2 separate regions of the Homo sapiens genome follow, and region 2 is linked to region 1. A link is a contact called in ENCODE Hi-C data. All regions are on one chromosome and are shown on one strand. The core of a region is the stretch at or near the end of the contact, and the rest is flanking DNA. Distances in the headings are between cores, read along the strand shown. Region 1 holds the start of CDKAL1 (CDKAL1 threonylcarbamoyladenosine tRNA methylthiotransferase). Region 2 holds the start of GMNN (geminin DNA replication inhibitor).

Region 1 (7,523 bases), core at 2,641-5,140:
ATGCAAGAATCTAATGTGACACTAATAAGTAACCACATTCCAGAAAACAATGCGTAAAGGAAAAACAGGCAGTTCACTTAAGAAATACAAATACCCAGAAAAGAAAAAAAAAAAAAGAGGAAAGAATGCTCAACCACACTAACAACAAGTATTGAAACAATAAGTTATTTTTCAGCTGCCTCACTGATACAAAGCTGACAAAAACTCTGTTAGCTGAAAGCACAGAAAAACTGGTACACCCCTTCTGGAGGGCAACCTGACAATTATACCAAACATATGTATATCCTTCGAGCCAGCAATTTCATTTGGAGATATTCACTCAAAAAAGATAAATATAACGCTGCATATCAGCATTATGTAGCATAAACCTGGCTGTATATCATAAGTACCTAAATAATCTCACTCATCACTATTAATAAGCTAAAGGTTTTACTTTGAACAAACTGATAGACTGATAGAGGGAATTGTTTAGCCTTCAGAAATTTTTAATTAAATCATATGGAAATGAAAGTTTGAGAATAAAAGGAAAGCAGCGTAATAGCTAAATGGAGCAAAAGGATCATTAAAAATTTTTCTCAAAGGTAGAGGAAATCAAATTTGATAAAGGGAATAAAAATAGAGTCAGTGAAAAGGAAAATACTCAAAATGATAGGAAGAAGGAGGATGCAATATCCTAGAGCAGTGGTTACTTACATAGGTGAGTTATTAGGGAGGCTTTTTTTTTTTTTTTTTGTAATTATGAGACAGAGTTTCACTCTTGCTGCCCAGGCTGGAGTGCAATGGCACGATCTCGGCTCACTGCAACCTGTGCCTCCTGGGTTCAAGCAATTCTCCTGCCTCAGCCTCCCGAGTAGCTGGGATTACAGGCACCTGCCACCACGCCCAGCTAATTTTGTATTTTTAGTAGAGACGGGGTTTCACCATGTTGGTCAGGCTGGTCTTGAACTCCCAACCTCAGGTGATCCACCTGCCTTGGCCTCCCAAAGTGCTGGGATTACAGGCGTGAGCCACTGCACCCAGCGGGAAGCTTTTCATCATATCAAATCTCCAGGTTCCATTCTGAATTAGAATCTCCAAGAGTAGAACTGAAGTATGTGAACATAGAAACTGTCCAGGTAATTCCACTATAGATCCCTAATTAAGAACCACGATTCCACAGTAATGGTTCTCAATCTTCAACACTCATTCTATTCACCTGAAGAGCTTTTGAAAATTCCCAACTAAGCTTGCAGTGAGCCGAGATCACGCCACTGCACTCCAGCCTGGGCGACAGAGCGAGACTCTGTCTCAAAACAAAAACAAAAACAAAAGAAAAAAAAGAAAATTCCCAACTAAGCCCCAAGATAGCTGAATGAATCTCTGAGAATGGAGCCTGGGCATCAATATCTTTTAAAAACTTTCCAGTCATTCTCATGTGTGTACAGCCACAGTTGCAAAGCAATGTCCAGTGGTTTTCAAAGTGTAGTTTCCACATCAGCTGGAGTAGCATCATGGGGAACTTGTTAGAAATGAACATTTTTTCTTTTTCAGTTTTTTTGTAAAAACAAGGTCTCGCTTTGTTGTCCAGGCTGGTCTCAAACTCCTCCCATCTTGGCCCCTAAAGTATGGGATTACAGGCATGAGCCACCATGCCCAGCCAGAAATGAAAATTCTTGAACTCCACTCCAGACATACTAAATCAGATATTTTGAGTAAAACCTAGCAATATTTAACAGGCCCTCTAGGTGATTTTGATCTGAATTAAAGTTTGATAATCACTGTCCCAGAATTATTCTTTCATAAAAACCACCTAGAATGTATGTCAAATATACATAACCTAGACAATTCAAGGGGGAAAGCGTAGTTTTTTTTTCAACAAATGACACTGGGATAACTGGATAGCAACATGTAAAAAATAAAGTTGGAGCCCTATTTCACATTTCACATCATATACAAAAATTAACCGAAAATGGATCATAGACCTAAATTTAGGAGCTAACATTATGAAACTCTTAGAAAAAAACATAAGCACAAATCTTTATGATGTTAGAGTAGGCCCTTCTTTCTTAGCTAAGAAATGAAAAGCACAAGCAACAAAAGGAAAAACAGATTAGATGAAGAAGATACAGAAATGGGCCAGGTGCAGAGGCTCATGCCTATAATCCCAACACTGGGAAGCCAAGGTGGCAGGATCACTTCAGGCCAGGAGTACAAGGCCAGAGCCTAGGCAACACGGACCCTATCGCTACAAAAAAAAAAAAAAAAGTAAAATTTAGCCGGGCATGGTGGCATGCACCTGTAGTCCCAGCTACTTGGGAGGCTGAAGTGGGATCACTTGAGACCAGGTGGTCAAGGCTGCAGTGAGCCGTAATCGAGCCACTGCACTCTGGCCTGGGTGGCATAGGGAAGCCGTGTCTCAAAAACACACACATACAAATGGCTGATAAGCACATGAAAAGATGTCAACATCATGAGCCATCAGGGAAATGGAAATCCAAACCACAATAATACACCACTTCATACCCATTAGGATGGGTAGAATCAAAAAGACAAATAACTGTTGACAGGCATGTGGATTACATCACCCAGAGGGGAAGAAAAAGAGAACAGAGGTAGGAGAAGGTACAAGACCACGACTTGAGAGACTCCAAATTTAACTGCCAGATAAAGGAAAATCAGCTTATAATGGATTCCAAGAAGCAGCCACCAGACAAGGAAAAAAATCCATGGGCCATGGAAGGCAAATGAAAAGGGCATCTCAAAAAAGTGGACATGGTCAATGCTGGTGAATGAAAATGAAAGGTTAAGTAAAATAAATGAAAATATCTCTTCGATTTAATGCTATGTAAAGCACAATGTTTCCATAACATGATAGTGGCAAATAGCTAAAACATTAGGCTACCTCTCTGCATTTTCTAACATGCAGAAATACGCACAGCACTCAAACATAAAAGGTTTAAAATAAATCAGTACCTTAATTATCTGCAATTAGTCTAAAGTCCTCTTGAAAGATGAGTCTGGAAAATAAAAATTGATTAGGAAAAGTAAGCACCCAAAAAGTTCACAAAACCACTGTAAGGATTCTTTACTTAAAAGGAATCAGACTCCATAAAAGACTGCTTTATACAGCAGGATTAATGATGCTCCATACTACTTGTAACTTCTTACTGATTACAACAGGTGTGCTGACATCTGCCGTGACGGTGATCCAGTGTCTGGCTTTAGTAATAAATGTTGTATTCAGCACCGCAACACGTCTGCATAGTGCGAGTAACCAACCACTACAAAACAGGATTAAGTCAATAAGGTAGATAGACATCCAGATCACGTTCCATCCGAAAGATAACTGTCGTCCCGAGATTCAGAAAAAGGTTTTATGAGCAAAGAAGAACGAAAAGTGAAAAAGCAAGACACCTGCTTTTCTCAATAACTTCTGCTTAAATTCTTAACATACTGATCTGGGAAAGCTATATAACTGCGAAAGCCTTGTCACATCTACAAATTCACTAAGGTATAAAGTGGGAGAACAAATGAAGTTAAACCTGACAATAAGGAACGAGGTGCCTAAAATACTCCTAACTGGAGAGCGGCACCTGAGGCCAACGACCCTATCCTCGCTCCTGGAAGCCCCATCTGCCTCCCAATTCCCCCATCCCAGCTGGCAAATCCCCTTTTAACTGCGAAACAAATTTGCAAACAGCCCAAGAAAAACTGAAACTGGAGAAACAAGGCTTGGCCATAAAAGGAGCTGTGGCCACACTCTGCCCCACATGGACCCATCGGCCACCCTTACCCAGAAGTCGGGAAGTAAAAACCAGTCCAAAGTGAGAAAATCAACCCGCCACTCTCCGGAAGCTGCACAGACTTTAGATGGAGAGCGCCATGACACATACGTCCCGCCACGTTTATTTGCGCATGCTCAGCGACGGTGGCCCGAAGAGATCAAATTACATCATTGCTGAAAGCGCTAGTTCTGGTTTAACTTAGTTTAGGAATGACTACGCTTCAAGTTCCTTTGATTCCAAGAACTAAAATAACAACCCTGAGTCCTCGGGTTCCTAGAAATGCTTAATAGCCAACTTCTCCTAAGCTTTTATGTGTTAGACACTGTGCTAAGTACTTTGCATAAATATTATTCACTATTTATTTATTATTATTATTATTCCCAGTTTACAAAAGAGGACACTGGAAGTTTAAGGACTTAATCTAAGTTACTCTACTAGTCGTGCTGCGCTCTGGGCTGGATCCGATGCTGTCTGACTCCCAAAGAACTTGCTCTTTTCACTGCATTTTACTAGCCTCCTCAATCATTTGTGAAAAGAGGTCTCTTCTTTAATATTAAAAAAACAGGAAGGAAAGGATAAAGGTCAGTTGGTAGGTTTCACTTAATATACATCATTGAGCACCACACAAGTGTTTTTGTTTTTTGTTTTGGAAAACTTAGATGGCAGTTTAGCAGACACCTATGGAAAGAAAATACTTTTATGGAGTACGGATTCTCACCCGCTTTCTCTACATATGTTATCTCACTTTACTATTCGTTACCCAAGACACTGTATTTGACCATGTGTTTACCAGAAGAATATCTTTACTTGAAAAAGTAAAGGTAATAGGAGGCAATAGGCCATGAAGAAGGGTCAGAAATCGTGAGTTTTATGCCTGACTTAGGGTTTCATAGTGATTTGGGGCAATTACTTTGTTTTGCAAATGCCTTTCCTAGTACAATTTCATCTAATTAAAATGCCATCCATCTACTCAAGAGGCTGATGTGGGAGGATCACTTGAGCTCAGAAGTTTGAAAACAGCCTGGGCAACACAGTGAGACCCAGTCTCTAAAATAGATTTAAAAAAAAAAAAAAAAACCACCCTTTTCTCTGTTTATCCATATCCATAAAATAATCTAAACTGTGCCCTGGGGTCCACTGTTGTCTTTACCCACCTAAATTAAAATTGTGTATTTATGTTGCCCTACTTTTTTTTTTTTTTTTTTTTTTTTTTTAGATAGGGTCTTCTTCTGTCACCCAGGCTGGAGTACAGTGTTACCATCACAGCTCACTGCAACCTCTCCCTCCTAGCCTCAAGAGATTCTCATGCCTTAGCCTCCCAAGTAGCTGGGACTACAGGTGCACACCACCATACCCATCTAATTCCATCTCTTTCACTAGACCAAAAGTAGGCCCTGGGTTATCTTCTTGGTTGTAATCGCACTACCTAGCACATAACCTTGTGCCTATGTTTATAGCTTCTCAATAAACATATGTTGAATGAATGAATGAATGAATGAATGACTCCACCCCTTTTCCCCCAAGATCTAGTTGAGTTCAGTAAAAGATATTTTACTGAGTATGTACCCCATGACCACAAGCACTGTGATAGATGCTAGAGCTAAAAAGAAAGAAAAAAAGTACTGCCTATTGCAATTGCAGGCTATTTTGAAAAAATTCATTTCAGTAGAGAATAGCAATCACTATGAAAGATGAATGCACAGGAACACAAAGGTGAAGTAAGGGAAATGGATGAAGGCATTCCAAGCTGGAGAGTCAGCCAGAGCAAAAGCAAGGAGGCCTGAAATGATGAATTATTCCACAGTGTAAAAGCAAAGAGAGTGAAGCTGGTGATGGGAGAAGTCTACCAGAGAAAGGGAAGCACAGGGACTAGATCAAGGTGAACCTTGTGTATTCAAAGGCATTAGACTTAATCCTGGATGTATGTAGTAGGCAACATGAATGTGTTCGAGCAGATTATTCTCTCAGGACAATGGGTTTGAGGACGATATTTCAGACATGAAGAAATAGTAAAAGCCTAAATTGAGTTGTTGGCTGGGAGGAATGGGAAGGAAGGACAGATTTAAACAAATTGAGGAGGTAACAGCAGCAAGACTTGGTGATTGATAGGTACGAAAAAAGAGGAAGAAAGGATGTTTTCAAGTTTTGGCTACAAAAACTAACTAACAGGTGAAACCTCTCTCTTTAAGCACCTTTAGTCTAAATCCTTTGAAGTCAGTAACCCTACCTCTAGGAATTTATCTTACAGAAATATACATAATGACCTATGTTCCAGAGTATTTTTTGAAGCATTGCTTACAATGACCTATGTTCCAGAGTATTTTTTGAAGCATTGCTTACAATGACCTATGTTCCAGAGTATTTTTTTAAGCATTGCTTACAATAGCAAAAGACTGGAAACCCTCTCCGGCTCCTCCTCAATAGAGTATTGGTTAAATATATTTATAGTATCTGTACAACCTTTGAAAAGCAACCAGTAAGTCCGGGTGCAGTGGATCACGCCTGTAATCCTAGCACTTTGGGAAGCCGAGGCGGGTGGATCGCCTGAGGCCAAGAGTTCAAGACCAGACTGACCAACATGGTGAAACCCTGTCTCTACTAAAAATACAAAATTAGCTGGGTGTGGTGGCATATGCCTGTAATCCCAGCTACTCAGGAGGCTGAGGCAGGAGAATCTCTTGAACCCAGGAGGTGGAGGTTGCAGTGAGCGGAGATTACACCATTGCACTCCAGCCTGGACAACAAGAGCGAAACTCCATCTCAAAAAGATTAAAAAAAAAAAAAAAAGGCCAGGCACGATGGCTTACGGCTGTAATCCCAGCACTTTGGAAGGCTAAGGTGGGCGGATCACGAGGTCAGGAGATCAAGACCATACTGGCTAACATGGTAAAACGCTGTCTCTACTAAAAATACAAAAAATTAGCCAGGCATGGTGGCATGAGCCTGTAGTCCCAACTACTCGGGAGGCTGAGGCAGGAGAATCGCTTGAACCTGGAAGGCGGAGATTGCAGTGAGCTGAGATCGCGCCACTGCACTCCAGCCTGGGCAACACAGTGAGACTCCGTCTCAAAGAAAAAAAAAAATAATGCTTTGTTTCTTAAATTAGAGTTAAGCTTCATAAATATACACCATCCTATTTTGTTCCTGTTTTTTCAGCCAACAATATAACACTAAATGCTTTATAAATATTTGGTAATAAGTAAACAAACCAATTGGTGTATACCAAGAACATTAAAAATGCAAGTAAATCTATAAAATAATAGTAAAGCTAAGATTTTTTCAAACACTTATAAATGTGTGCCAATAACCACCCATAAGTAACCCTATAAATGAGGAGTGCTATTATTATCTTGTTATCTCTTTTAACAGAGAAGAAACCTAAAGCTTAGGCAGTCTGACTTCAGTTGTTTTAACAACTCTATATGAATACTTCAGAAGAAAGCAACAATAGTGCAAAATTTCAAATAGAGAAAAAGCATTGGAGAGAAAAAACAAAAGAGTGATCAAGGAAAAGTGGAATAAAATCTGTTTGCCTGGACCGGGCACAGTGGCTCATGCCTGTAATCCCAGCACTTTAGGGGGCCGAGACAGGTGGATCACGAGGTCACAAATTCAAGACCAGCCTGGCCAAGATGGTGAAATCCCGTCTCTACTAAAAATACAAAACTTAGCCGGGCGCGGTGGCAGGCACCTGTAGTCCCAGGTACTCGGGAGGCTGAGGCAGGAGAATCGCTTGAACCTGGAAGGTGGAGGTTGCAG
Region 2 (7,523 bases), core at 1,568-4,067, 4.2 Mb before region 1:
AAAGAAAAGAAAATCCTGAAGAATCTACTAAAAAACAATTAGAACTATTAAGTTCAGCAAGGTTTCAGGACACAAAATCAAGACACAAAAGTCAATTATTTTCCTATACAGTAGCAATGACCAAATGAGAATGAAATTAAGGAAACAATTCCATTCACAGTAACCTCAAAAAGAATACTTAGGAAAAAATTTAACATAAATAGTGTAAAATTCATGCTCTGAAAACTACAAAATACTGTTGAAAGACCAAAATAAGAGAGACAACCCATATTCTTGGGTCAGACTTAATATTCAACCGTAATTAGTTTTTTAAAAATGTTCTCTATTGTTACTCATCCTCTGACTAACTCAAGGCTTACAGAAATTATAGCCAGGCTAAATTTGGATAAATTATGTCAAAATACTTTTAGCCCCATGCTTTCTACAAAAAAAAATTAAAGTTATTCAATCACATACCTTTATATTCTCTTTGATTTCTTCTTGTTTCTGCTTCATACTGGGATTCATTATGTAGATGGTGAAGCACAGAAGACTAGTAATTAAAAAACAATATGGTTTGCACCCCCGAAGGTGGAGTCTAGGTTTAAAATACTTACAATCATAAAAATTATACTATTGTACAGTAGAACTATTATTTTTTCTCTCTTAATCCAAACTCAGCCCTGTCAATGACTAAGGTGACTAAAGTTAATGACTCTTGATATCTATATTTTACATATATACACACATAATAATTATAGCTGAAAAAATGAAATTAATGTATTTTAAACCAATTTCTAAAACTGGTTTAAAATTTCTAAACATATTGTCCTGGATTAAATAGTCACCAGAAAAAGCAAAATAAACAGATACTAGGGTATGCCCAGGTCCATCCTAAAGAGCAGCATCTTAACTTTCCTGATTCAAAGACAGATTTAAGGTATAATAAACTGGGCTCTGACAATAACTTAACACAGACTTAATATCTGGTCAAATGAGATCATGCATTTACATTTGTAGGAAATGTTTAACCAGTAACATGAACTGAAGGACTAACAAGCAAGAAAGAGGGAAAAGGTAGAAAGGGATCTATGTAATGCGGTTGACTAGACCACTGGGCCAAACTCAGCATCTGAACTGCTGCTCCACTGCCCACTGCCCACTGCCCACTACCCATTGGCCCCTGCCGTGTCTGCGCCTGTGCCTCGTCGATAGATGTCCCTAATTTTTGTGGCCATGCCTTTACTCAGTGCAGTGGCTTCTAACATTAATACATTTTACCTTGTGTCCTGGCGCGTGCACACACATGTGCAAACAAAAAAGCTTAGGAAAGGCCGGGCGTGGTGGCTCACATCTGTAATCCCAGCACTTTGGGAGGTCGAGGCAGGCGGATCACCTGCATGATCACCAAAGTGCTGGAAGGTCGAGGCAAGCGGATCACCTGAGGTCAGAAGTTCGAAACCAGCCTGGCCAATATGGTGAAACTCCATCTCTACCAAAAATACAAAAATTAGCCGGACGTGGTGGTGCTCGTCTGTAGTCCCAGCTACTCGGGAGGCTGAGGCAGGAGTATCGCTTGAACCCGACAGGTGGAGGTGGCAGTGAGCCGAGATCCTGCCACTGCACTCCAGCCTGGGCAACAGAGCGAGACTCCGTCTCAAAAAAAAAAAAAGCTTAGAAAACAAAACAATCTAATTTGTGCGGGCATCCTGCTATTTTCTACTCTATTTCATGTTAAGAAAATGGTGTTCGGGCCCCAGTAAACAGACCCTACGCAATGTTCTTCAAACTGCGGGTCGCGGGCCGTGATCTCGAAATTAGTGAGTCATGAGCAACACTGCTTAGAAAAATGCAACTGAACAGAATGGAATTGAAGAGACGAGAAACATTGCTTCCATCACGTCTCATTTGGTTAGATAGCTGTGTCCTAGGTTGCGACGTAAAACGTACCTTAGTGTGAAAAAAGCTGAAAGCCACTTAGCATTCTAATCCTTCACAAGTTTCCCACGCCTGTCAGCGACCTTGCAACCCTTACTTGTTATTCTCCAGTTCCTTTAATAGCTAGATTAAAAACCCTGGCACAGGACAGGGTCCATGCGAAACCCGTATCAACAACGCCAGTATCCGTTTAATGGGAGACGCAGAATTCAGCCACCTCTTTCCATGAGCCAAATTTGCAGATCCCTCAGATCAGGACCAGCCACTTAACTGCCAAGAGGATGGATGCTTCGCCTCATCCCCACAGCTGGCAAGCCCAGGCTGAGTCCCTTACCCGCGTTGCAGTCCCCAAGCCCGGACCCAGCCAACTTGTCCCGGAGGCCCAGCGCCAGGCTAGGGGGCGGGCAGTGTGGCCCCGCGCGTCCGAGCCTACCAACCGCGGCGCGCGCCTCGGGAACTGCGCCAGCCAGCCAATAGGAAGCGCGGAAGTGAGAGCGCGCCAAAACCGACCCAGCCAATGGGGCAGTCCCTCGACTCACCTCCCAACCCCGCCCCGGCTCCCGCGACCGTTCAACAACCCCTTCGCCCTTACCCAGGCCGCGGCCCTGCAGCTGTCAAAGTAGGACGCGGCTTCAGAGGTTGGCCGGAGGGAAAGCGAGTCGTCTAGAGGCTGTGCGCCTTGCGCCCCTGCGTACCCACTTCCTGCCGCCTCTTGCCCACTTACTGGGTGGAGACGCTCAATCCTCGTAGCGAACGCACGTAGCTATGGCTGCAGCACCTCGCAAAAGGCCACAGCTCACCTACGCTGATCCCCACGGTCGCTGGAGTGCCCGGCGCGCTCTGCAGTAAAGCCCTGCTAACTCCGCTCGCCCGCTCCGAACAACCACGTGACCAACTGACGCAGACGAGGGGCGGGGCCTCTGGATCCCGCGAATCGCCTCTTCCCTCGGCCCCGCCCCTTCCTGCGCCTGCGCGGTCAACGGTAGCGAGTACTTGAGGACCGTGGGGGTTTTCTGCGGGCTGGGAGGCCTGTGCCCTTTGACCCTCCCCTCCGACCCTGCTCTTGGAACTTCCTTAAAATGCAAAGTTTTAGCCCTTTACGAAAGGGAGAAAGATTTGCCTCCATTAGTCGTTAGCACCAGAAGAACAAAATATTGTATGTGCATATATATTAATATGTAGTACACGACATATATTTGTGTAAAGCCCTGGCTCCACGGACTCGTAGTTGTATTAGGGGCTTTTATATTTTGGCTTTTTGTGTTTTGACTATGGTGTGGTGCGGTAGGAATTGTTCAGGAGACAACCGATTATCAGTTAATCCTGCAGCTATTCATTGAGCGCCTTATACGTGCCAATTACTACTGTTCTAGGCACTGAAATTACAACTGCTGTTGCAATTTGAAGGAGCAGAAACACCTTGGTAATAATTACGTCTAGCCTTTTCCTTCTTTTTTTTTTTTTTAATTGAAACGGAGTCTCGCTCTGTCACCCAGGCTGGAGTGCAGTGGCGCGATCTCGGCTCACTGCAAGCTCCGCCTCCCGGGTTCAAGCGATTCTCCTGCCTCAGCCTCCCGAGTAGCTGGGACTACAGACAAAGGGAGACCCTGTCTCAAAAAAAAATTAATTTTAAAATATTTTAAAAATAAAAAGCAGAAGGAAGGCGTTATCGAGTACAAATAAGGGACATATTACCAAATGCAATGTATGGATCTCGTCTGAACTAAACACTGTATTTAAAAAAATACCCAAGGGAAATTTGAACACTGACTGAATATTTTGGGATGGTAAGATATGAGTTGTTTAAGGTTACCTGATGAGCAATGGGTTAAAAAAAGAGATTAGTTGTAATGACAATATTGTGGGTTTTATTGTAATAGCTTCTACCTATAAATGGTAATTACAGATGAAATTTTATACCATATATTTTATTTGAAATAATTATTGAGAGAAGCAAGGGAAAAGGTATAAATCAAGCTTTCTCAGTATGGGCTCTATTGACATTTTAGACTGGGCAAATTGTTCGTGGTGGGGGCTGTCCTGGGCATTGTATGCTGTTTAGCAGTATCCCTGGCCTCTACCCTCTAGCTACCAGGAGTACATCCCAATTGTGAAGACCAAAAATGTCTGCAGACCTTGTCAGATAACCTTCCGCAGGGCAAAATCATCCCCAGTTGAGAACCACTGGTGCGAATAAAACAGTATTGGCCTTGTGTTGATAACTGCTGAGGCTAGTATGGATGAGTACATGAAGATTTTTTATTCACTCCCTCTACTTTTATATCTGTTTGGGATTTTCAATAATAATTTTTTTTTTTGAGACGGAGTCTTGCACTGTCACCAGGGCTGGAGTGCAATGGTGCAACCTCGGCTTACTGCAACCTCTGCCCCCCCCGGGTTCAAGCGATTCTCCTGCCTCAGCCTCCCAAGTAGCTGGGATTACAGGTGCCCGCCACCACACCCAGCTAATTTTTTGTAGTTTTAGTAGAGACAGGGTTTCACTATGTTGGCCAGGCTGGTCTTGAACTCCTGATCGTGTGATCTGCCCACCTTGGCCTCCCAAAGTGCTGGGATTACAGGCGTGAACCACTGCACCTGGCCAATAATAAAATTTTTAAAATATTAATTTAAAAAGGATTAAATGATGGGATAAGGAGGTAGAAATACTGGAAAATGTTTAGCCATAAAAATTTCAGCAACCACTAGGCACCATGGCTCATGCCTGTAATCCCAGCACTTTGGGAGGCTGAGGCTGGCGGATCACCCTGAGGTCAGGAGTTCAAGACCAACCTGGCCAACATGGTGAAACCCTGTCTCTACTAAAAATACAAAAATTATCCAGGCATGGTGGCATGCGTCTGTAATCCCAGCTACTCAGGAGGCAGAGGCAGGAGAATAGCTTGAACCCAGGTGGTGGAGGTTGCAGTAAGCCAAGATCACACTACCACAATCTAGCCCAGGTGACAGAGTGAGACTCTATCTCAAAAACAAAACAAAACAAAACAAAACAAAACTTTAGCAACCACAAATATTTACACCAATTTTTTTATTTTTATTTTTATTCAGATGGATAAATAATAATTACATTGCACCAATTTATTTTTTGACAAACCATTTCTTTGATGAGTATAAGCACAGCTAAGAGAAGTGAAATGATGAAACACATTACTAATGAAGGTTTTGGGACTTGAGACTCAGATGATGTTAAGAATAATATACTCAGGATTGGCCGGGTGCAGTGGCTCACCCTGTAATCCCAGCACTTTGGGAGGCCGAGGCGGGTGGATCACGAGGTCAGGAGATCGAGACCATCCTGGCTAACATGGTGAAACCCCATCTCTACTAAAAACACAAAAAAAAGTTAGCCGGGCATGGTGGCAGGTGCCTGTAGTCCCAGCTACTCAGGAAGCTGAGGCAGGAGAACGGCGTGAACCCAGGAGGCAGAGCTTGCAGTGAGCGGAGATCGCGCCACTGCACTCCAGCCTGGGCGACAGAGTGAGACTACGTCTCAAACAAAAAGAAAAAAAAAAAGAATAATATACTCAGGATCTTCAGGGGATTATTTTAGTGCAGAATTATTTAAAGGATTGAAGATGGTCTAGAAGGTGGCCCCTGGGCATTAAATATGTTTTGTTTCACATACACAATTGTGGCCTACACATTGTCTTAAAATGGAAATTGTCTGTATTTTAAAAATCGGATGATTTCCATAAGCAAAGACAAATGATAAAGTAAGAGAAAATATAGGGAATTTCTTTTACACATAAAAGACTACATTCCCTAATTTTTAAAGAGCTATAAAACATTGAGAGGGAGAAGCCAACAGCCCAATAGATAAATCGGCAAAAGACAGGAATGGACGGTTCAGAGAAAACGATAGAGGAATGGTCCTTAAACATACAAAACCATGCTCAACTTTACTGAGAATAAGAGACATGCAAATTAAAACTCTGAAAAACTATTTCAACTATCAGACTAGCAGCTATAGAAAAGCTTGACAACATACTTACAGTAGATAGAATTCTAAAATGCCACCCATTATCTCTGACCTCTGATTATGCCTATGATTAGGTTATTCAATAAGGCAAAGGTGGTGGGATTTTATAATTGTAATTAAGGCCCCAAATCGGTATACTTTAAATTATCGAAAGTGAGATTATCCTGTTGGCCTTGACGTAATCATTAGGATGTCCTTCAACAGAGGGCTTAGACTTTTTTTGATGTATCTCTTACTGGCCTTGAAGAAGCAAGCGGCCATGAGTATTATGTCTCCAAAGAAATGAATTCTCCCAACAATTGGAATGAGTTTAGAAGCAGATCCTTCTCCAATGAAGCCTCTAGATGACAATGCACTGGCCAGCACTTTGTTTACAGCTCTGTAAGACCCTGAGCTCAGGGTCCAACTGAACTTTGTTTAGATTCCTGTGGCGCAGAAAGTATGAGATAATACATGTTTTGTTTTAAGCCACTAAGATTGTGGAAATTTCTACAGAGCAACAGAAAACTAATAAAATACTCTACTGATGAGGCTGGGAGAAAACAAGCACTCATATACATGGCTACTGGGAGTGTCAAATGTTAAAAGCCCTGTAGAAGGGAATTTGTCTGTATCTGACAAGGCGTTTTTTTTGTTGTTTTTTTTTGTTTTTTTTTTTTTTGAGACAGAGTTTCACTCTTGTTGCCCAGGCTGGAGTGCAATGGCATGATCTCGGCTCACTGCAACCTCTGCCTCCCAGGTTCAAGAGATTCTCCTGCCTCAGCCTCCCGAGTAGCTGGAATTACAGGTGCCTGCCACCACACCCAGCTAACTTTTTGTATTTTTAGTAGAGATGGGTTTTCACCATGTTGGCCAGGCTGGTCTCGAACTCCTGACCTCAAGTGATTCGCCTGCCTCGGCCTCCCAAAGTGCTGGGATTACAGGCATGAGCCACCACGCCTGGCCCTGACAAGGCATTTCTACAATGACATGCACATTGACTTTGGATGTAGCAAATCCACTTCGAGGAATTTACTCTAGACTTTCTCACTGTAGCATTATTTATAATACCTAAATATTGGAACTAACCTAATCGCACATCTATAGGCAATGAGTTGAATAAATTATGGTATATCGGCACAAGGTAGTAGTATAAAGTCATGAAAAAAATTTAAGATCTCTGAGATGAACAAATTTCTGGGATACATCCTTAAATGAAAAAAGCAGAGTGCCCAGCACTTTGCGAGGCCAAGGCCAGCAGATCACCAGGTCGGGAGATCGAGACCACCCTGGCTAACACGGTGAAACCGTCTGTACAAAAATACAAAAAACAAAATTAGCCAATTAGCCAGGCATGGTGGCGGGCGCCTTTAGTCCCAGCTACCACTGCACTCCAGTCTGGGCGACAGAGCGAGACTCCATCTCACACACACACACACACACACACACACACACACACACAAAGCAGAGTGGAAGAGCATACATACTATTCTGCTTCTTTTTTTTTTTTTTTTCTTTTTTTGAGATGGAGTCTCACTCTGTTGCCCAGGCTGGAGTGCAGTCGTGCCATCTCGACTCACAACAAACTCTGCCTCCTGGGTTCACACCATTCTCTTGCCTCAGCCTCCCG

Evidence for each region. Hi-C counts contacts between places; a loop is a spot of excess contacts on that map. Pooled maps may share reads with other maps.
Region 2: a loop to region 1 is called in a pooled map, with 5 times the contacts of the local background. The contact joins the promoter of GMNN here to the promoter of CDKAL1 in region 1. A Hi-C loop is called at or near these places in 4 of 50 pooled maps.

The regions. Positions count from the first base shown.
Region 1 is chr6:20,530,824-20,538,346 of GRCh38, reverse strand. CDKAL1 (CDKAL1 threonylcarbamoyladenosine tRNA methylthiotransferase) reads right to left here and starts at 3,890. Exons shown (of 16, transcript NM_017774.3): 1 at 3,773-3,890; 2 at 2,953-2,996. RefSeq lists enhancers at 3,692-3,771, 3,802-3,961.
Region 2 is chr6:24,770,231-24,777,753 of GRCh38, reverse strand. GMNN (geminin DNA replication inhibitor) reads right to left here and starts at 2,817. Exons shown (of 7, transcript NM_015895.5): 1 at 2,510-2,817; 2 at 457-532. The coding sequence starts at 507. RefSeq lists an enhancer at 1,823-1,902.